Regions from separate parts of the Mus musculus genome. Here region 2 is linked to region 1. Evidence: chromatin contacts called from ENCODE Hi-C or POLR2A ChIA-PET data. All regions are on one chromosome and are shown on one strand. Each heading gives the region's core, a stretch centred on a gene start or an enhancer-like site at or near the end of the contact. The rest is flanking DNA. Distances are from core to core; before and after follow the strand shown.

Region 1 (3,295 bases), core at 194-2,693:
CTGTCGCACCCTTGTCATACTCAGGATACACTGATACTATACTGTCTTGGTCACCTGGAACCCGCTCAGGCTTGAACACCGTTATGGGGAGAAGCCAGAGCTTAGCCTGGTGTCGCCAGGTTTCCTGTTCTGCAGAGCATTTCTCTGTGTAGCTTGGGGTAGAAAAGGAAACTGCTTCTTATGTGCCCAGGGACAGCCAGGCCCCTGGCCGCCCAGACAAGGACCCGCTTGTTTTGGTGCCATCTTGGGATCCCCATCTGCAGTACAAATACAGTTTTATGAAGCTTTACTGGTTTTGTCTGTGTGTGGTATGAATGTGGAACTGAGGGCCCAGGGAAGGGCAGGCAAGTAGTGCTGAACCATGCTTCAGCCATCACCATACATCTCATACATCTCATCCAGTTTAATTCTCATACCAGAAACTGGGCTCAGTTTGGAGTATTTTACAAGTCTGCTCCGTGGTAACCATGCCCACTCCACCCCTGTGGACAGCCAGATGCAAATTGCCTGACACTGCTCCACCCCTCCCCCCAACTACTGTCCCCTGAAACTGAATAATCCCTGACTCGCTGTAATGGTGTTGGGCCACCAAACCCACTTCTGTATGCTCCCTGGCTTCTGCATATACTGTGCATCCCAGGCCTAAATGTCTCCTAAATGTGAAAGGGTTCCCATCTTAAGATGGGAACACCCAGCAGCTAATTATCCCTAGGAGTTGAGAGAAGCCAGGTCACCTTTGACAGCCTTCACTGTGGCTAGGGAGAGGCAGTGAAACTCTGGGAGTTATCTGGTCATTACCCCGATGGACACCGGACTGTATGCAACTATAGCAATCACATTGATTCAAAATAGGAAATGGAAGGTACGATGCTCAGCTCAGCTCTTCACTGAATCGTGACTGGCAGAACTGTGGCCTGTGAGGAAGCTGCAGAGGTACCCAGAACACAATGGCAGGAGCAATTTACGATTGCACCGTGAGGGCGCGGGGCTTGCTCTGACCCCGTTATTTAAAATCAGTTTTTAGTCATTGCATAGACTGGAATTGCAATAGGTAGTCAAGGTGGCCTACACCAAGATGAGCGCCCTTCAAACATTAACTAGGCAGACCGGGCCGCTCAACAAGGTCGATCGCAGGAAGGTCCTAACCTGGCATACTTGCTTGCTTGCCCTCTCAAAACCGAGAAGAGGCGTGTCCCAGCTCGGTCGGTCATTGAGCTGGAGAAGTCCAGCCAACCGGTCTCTTAGGTGAGGGGGGGCGTGTCCTGAGATCTGTGGCCCCTCCCTCCCGCTAGTCCTCCAGGGAAAAAGGTGCTGGGTTTCCCGTACGCCGTCGGTCACTGCGCAGGCGCGGCCCCACCCACTGGCCCTCTCCAGAAAGGGGTTGTTACGCGCTCCTCCATTGGCCAGGCGCGACCCCGCCCCACGGCGCACGTTCTCCTGACACCACTGTGGCTGGCTGCCCTTCGTGATGGCTGCCGTCAGGGTTTTGGTGGCGCCAAGGCTGGCTTCTGCGCTCCTACCGCTCTCCAGATACCACCGGGCTCCCTCCCAGCGCGCAGCCCTTCACAGCTCCGCACCGCGGCCCGGGGCCAGGGTGGCGTTGGTGAGTGCAGAGCCAGACTCCCAGGCCGAGTGCCTTCCCTTGCTAGGTCCCCGCAGCCTGGGGTCGACCAGCTGTCCGCCCAAGGTCGGCTCTTGGTGGGGTTCAGCCTCCCCTCCCTCGGTAATTGCGTGTTGGGCCCTCGCCCTCGTCAGTGCCTCTCTTCCTGCAGGTGCTGTCGGGCTGTGGAGTCTATGACGGAACCGAGATCCATGAGGCCTCAGCGTAAGTCCTCAGAGTTTGTAAACACTCTCTTGGTTTAAAAGGCAGAAATGGCCAGAGGGTGACCAAGCGCAGTGGGTTCACATCGTGATAAGTCCAAAGCCAAAGTTAGCACAGCCAAGACACAAAAGATGCCACCCGGACCCTGGGTGAAGGCAGAATGCCTGGCAGCAAGCTGGGGTCTTGAACATACCCAAAATGCAACACCTGCGGAGTCAACAACCCTCGCTGCTCATCAGTCAGTAAAAGGATGCCTTGCCTACTTATTCTGGTTCTACCCTTACCTTGCAGAAGTCTGTAAGCGGCAGGAGCCGTGCCTTCGTAAAAGCAACTAGGTGTCCTATAAACTAGGAATTCCCCAGCACTTGGTGCCAGTCCATCTGTAAAATCGTCATGCTGTGAGGCCGGAGGACACATTTGGAAGTGATGTCTTTGTGGATTTTCTTCATATAGGATCCTGGTGCACCTGAGCCGAGGCGGGGCTGAGGTCCAGATCTTTGCTCCCGATGTCCCTCAGATGCACGTGATTGACCACACCAAGGGGGAGCCTTCTGAGAGGGAAAGCAGGTATGGGTAGGGAAAGGACCTTACAAGAGCCCTGTTCCCATGAGCAGCTCCTGTACTGTAGCCTTCCTGATTATGTGATCAAGTGTCTGTCCCTCAAAGCAACTGTCATCCGGCTGTTCTGGAAATACATGGCCATGGGCCAAATGTTTCTGACCTCCCCGTGACCGTTACAGGGGTAGCAGTAGCCTTTGGGTGTGAGGTGGTCATGCTCTGCTCTGGCTAGTCCCTGTGTGGTACTGTGTTCCCTTTATCTTGTTGCTTTGTTTTTGGCAGGGAGGGGTTGTTTGTTTTGTTTTGTTTTCCCAAAGTTTCTCTATGTAGAGAGACTGTCCTGGAACACACTCTGTAGACCAGGCTGGCTTTGAACTCTGATCCTCCTGCCTCTGCCTACTGAGTGCTGGGATAAGAGGCATACTCCACCACTGCCTCGGGTTTTTGTTTTTGTTGTTTGTTTGAGACAGAGTCTGTTTGGCCCTCACAGGCCTGGAACTCACTATATACAGACCAGGGTGGCCTTGGATTCCTAGAGATTCTCTTGTCTTTGCCTCCAAAGTGTTGGTGGGATCAAAAGCAGTTGACTCTATGCCCAGCACAACTACATTTTTTTATTTTAAAGATTTATTTATTTGTTATATATAAGTATGCTGTAGCTATCTTTAGACACACCAGAAGAGGGCATCAGACCCCATTATAGATTGTTGTGAGCCACCATGTGGTTGCTGGGATTTGAACTCAGGACCTTTGGAAGAGCAGCCAGTGCTCTTAACCACTGAGCCATCTCTCCAGCCCACAACATTTCTTATCTGAGGCTTGGTTGCAGGGTAGGGGCTGAGACTGAAAAGGTAAGAGAGAGGAACTGCAATTTAACTACCAAGGCTGTCTTTAGGGAGTTCCTCTTCTGTCTAG
Region 2 (3,535 bases), core at 822-3,321, 230 kb before region 1:
GCCTCGTCTGCCTCGTCTCCTTAGTGGTCCTGAGCCTCTTCCCATGTAACTGTTGGTTTCAGGTTTCTAGCCCTGCCTTCCTGCTGTGTATGTGCTAGCCTGTGACACTCTTGCTAAAGACTGTCCAGGGCTTGCTGTGCATTGTTGGTGGCCCTGCCTGAGCTGACAGTCTTTTCAGGGGTTAACCTGGTCATATGCTAACCTAGGATCTGCCATCTGCCCTGCCAAAGGTCACTGCATTCACCCTGTCTCTGGCCCAGCTATCTCCACACTGAGGCCCATACATATTGGTCCCAGCTGGGCAGTATCTTCTCACCAGCCTGCCCTTGGCATGGCCCCAGCCTCAGCCCAGACACCGTCTTTCAGCTCTGACACAGCAGGTTGAGTTAATGTTTGCTGGTCCTGGGGGTACGGCCCCTGGCCCTCTTGTCAGATAGCCATCTCTACCTCTCTTCCTGCACTGTCTTCACACCCTGCTCCATGTCTGGGCCCTTCACCCTGTCCTCTGGCTAGTCTTTCTGGAGATCAGTTCCTGAGCCCTCCCTGGGATCATCCTGGGACCCAGGATGAAGCTCACCCTGGTCAGCAGCCATAGCTGGTGCTGTCCCCAGTGCTGGCACTGCCGTGACTGAAGGACACCATATTGTCCCAGGAGTTTGCTCACAAGCCTTACTTTGTCCACAGCGGGGAGTGAGGCAGAATCCTCAAGTGCAGACCCAGGCCCAGGAAGGAAGAGGAAGAGGAACAGGAAAACGGATGAGAAGGCTGGCCAAGGGGGTCCTCCTGGGAAGAGGAGGAAGCCCGGGGCTAGGGCAAAGGGGGCTGGGGCCCAGCAACCCAAGAAGAGGATACAGTCATCACAGAGTGCAGAGTGAGGTGCACAGCCCAGGCTGGCACATGGTGGAATGGGGCAGGATACCTGGGCATGCTCCTGCAGCCTCTGAATGCCGAGGTTCTGAGCGTCCGTCCTATAGGGGAGGAGCAGGAGGAGGACGGAAGAAACTCTTGGTTTAGTCCCAGCCTTTAAGCATGATCCTGCCTCAGAGCCATGACCTGCATCTCAGAAAAACACTCAACATTTCACTTGTACATATGCTATGGCTGTGCCTGATCCTAGCCAGAGAGGCCAGAAGATCTGGAGACTGAGTCCAGCCTGGGTTGCAGAGTAAATCCCTGTCTCAGCTTCCCTCCACCATAGTCAGGAAAACAAAACCAAGTAACTGTGTGGTCACTGTCCCCTCCACCCTTGGCTGCCCACAAATAAACTGCGGGTCCTTACAGCACATGGCTGCTTCTCCCATTTTTGGATGTGTGTGTGTGTGTGTGTGTAGGGGTATAGCAGATGTCACTTCCTGGGTGAGGTGTGTATTTTCATCTTACTTTTGAGTTTATGTGCATCTGAGAACCCTTGCAATAGAGCCTGCCCGTGGGTTCATGCTCTGTGCTCCTATCTCAGACTTGCATTGTTGAGGGTTTTCAGGAGGTTCCTGAGACTGAAGTGACAGGGCCATGGCAGGAGAGCCTGGCTGTTGTCACCACCTCTCTTTGGGACACTGTACACAGCATTTATAGAGACCCCAGCTGGCAGCCTGAGCATGACCTGACTGGGCTCTTATTCTGAATAGAGCAGACTCAAGCCCTGCTGCTATGGGCTTGTCCCTTCCTTGGGGTCACTACTGGGGCATCCAGGGCTGCAGGAGGCCAGGTCATGGGAGGAAAGACAGTGCCTAAGCAGTCTCTGCCCCTGGACGCTGTGGTAGCCTAAGCACATCCCAGAGTGCACAGGAGACAGCATTGGGTGGTGTGGGTCACCATTCTGAGAGAGCTGCTTAGGACAGTCACTGGGTGTGACACCCTGGTTCTAATTGAGTGAGGCCCTGGGTTCTACGCCTGTTTCCCCTGGGGGAGACCTGCAGCCAGCACCACCATGTGAAGCACTTCTATGTCTGCAGTCTCTTTAGTAACTGCTTGACTCCAGACAAGAATCACCAAGTCCCTCAACATTGACTGTGGATCTTGACTGATGGAGATCAGGCAGTGCCATGCACCCCAGAGGATAACATTATCTGTGCGAAAGTGGCCATCTTCAATCCCGTGTTCACAGCTTTGAGAGCAGTCACAAGGCACATACCCACTGTCTCATTCGTGAGATAACAGGATATTCTCAGAACTGGGCAGCCGCCAGCAGTTACACATCTGTTACGCCTGGTGAGCCTGCTCCCTGGGTCGGCAGCCTCTGATCTGCGTCATGTCGGTGGGGGGTGGGGGTGGGGCTGCTCTGCACAGGCGCACTTGGGATTGTGCAGTGATGCATGGTCTTTGCATGTCACTGAGCTGTTCTCAGGGCTCAGGCCTCTTTACTGCTCTCGGGGGGTGGGGGGGAGACACCCAGGAGTGCAGCTGCCTGGGCAGCTGTTTGAAGAACCACCAGGCTTTTCTGCAACTCACCTGTTGCGGGTCTTCCGAATGACAGCCCCTGCTCCCAGTGTGAACCCTCGCCTGTCAGTCCGCGGCTTGGCCTCCGACATACAGCCCCAGACTATGGGGGTGAACCAGGCGACCCAGCAGTACCCCCTGTTCACAGTGTGGGAACTTGCCATGCCCTGTCCTGTTGGGTGTGGCAGTTCATGCGGATGCTCACCTGGCTACCTTGTTCTTTTCTGGGCAGTCCAGTTGATCTAAGGAGGTGATGGACCAGGAGAGGCTCTGCCTCTTTGACTGTGTGACCTCCATCAGAAAACAGGCCCCTCCCCAAGCCCATACACACATGAACAGACACATACACACATGAACACAAACACACATGAACACACACACACATGAACACACAGGAGAAAAGGAATTTCTTGGTACTGATGGGGAGGTGGGTTTCAGGACCCCCACAAACACTGAGCATCACCAACACTAAAATCCCTAACTAACACTAAAATCTCCAAACTATCTTCACAGAACCCCATAGAACTTCCTATGTACTTCATGTTCACTCTTGGTACAAGGCAAAAGTCTACACCAATGGCTGCCATGCTTTGTTAAAGGAAATAAGGGGTGAGGGGAGGCACATGCAAGTTCAGTGCAGACCATACTCAATGTGAAACTGTTGCTTTTGGACAGTTTGCATCTACAGGTATTTGAGTCCCCAAGTTGAGAGCCTGTAGTAGTTACAGAGAGGTGGACTGAATGTAATTTATTTTTAATATTTTTCCAACCTGGCGGTGGTGGTACATACTTTTAACTCCGGCACTCAAGAGGCAGAGGCAGGAGACTCTCGAGTTCGAGGCTAGTCGAACAAAACAACACACACACACACACACACACACACACACACCTTTCATTGCAATAGGGATGATGTCTGAAGGCCACAGAGCAAGCAAAAACCCAAGCTGGGGATATTATGGCTTGGATCAGCTCTGAAGGCTATCCTGGGGCCCTGAAGGTTTTCTCTTAAGATCACCAGGGGATCAAACAAGAAGACAAGAACAGCCCCACACACTCACACCACGCGGGGGGGGGGGATTGCCTGCTTTATTAAGAGCCT

What was found. A loop is a pair of places that touch in the nucleus more often than their neighbours do. ChIA-PET counts read pairs that join two places held with the same protein, here RNA polymerase II (POLR2A).
Region 2: a map of v-Abl transformed pro-B cells shows a loop between it and region 1 (2.3-fold over the local background). The contact joins the enhancer-like site here to the promoter of Gatd3a in region 1. A Hi-C loop is called at or near these places in 1 of 37 maps with a recorded cell type or tissue (v-Abl transformed pro-B cells). POLR2A ChIA-PET finds 5 or more read pairs at or near these places in 1 of 5 experiments (Patski).

What each region holds. Positions count from the first base shown.
Region 1 is chr10:78,167,903-78,171,197 of GRCm38, reverse strand. It overlaps Gatd3a (glutamine amidotransferase like class 1 domain containing 3A), which reads left to right and starts at 1,443. Exons shown (of 7, transcript NM_138601.3): 1 at 1,443-1,603; 2 at 1,773-1,825; 3 at 2,276-2,389. The coding sequence starts at 1,469. It overlaps Pwp2 (PWP2 periodic tryptophan protein homolog (yeast)), which reads left to right. Exons shown (of 21, transcript NM_029546.2): 21 at 1-288.
Region 2 is chr10:78,398,134-78,401,668 of GRCm38, reverse strand. It overlaps Rrp1 (ribosomal RNA processing 1 homolog (S. cerevisiae)), which reads left to right. Exons shown (of 13, transcript NM_010925.2): 13 at 685-1,307. The coding sequence ends at 875. Among named protein-coding and RNA genes, the nearest start is that of Mir6907, 8.6 kb to the left of the region's middle. Within about 2 kb of position 2,071, at least 1 of the 3 ENCODE cell types and tissues checked has a DNase peak (open chromatin) inside an H3K27ac peak, as active enhancers do.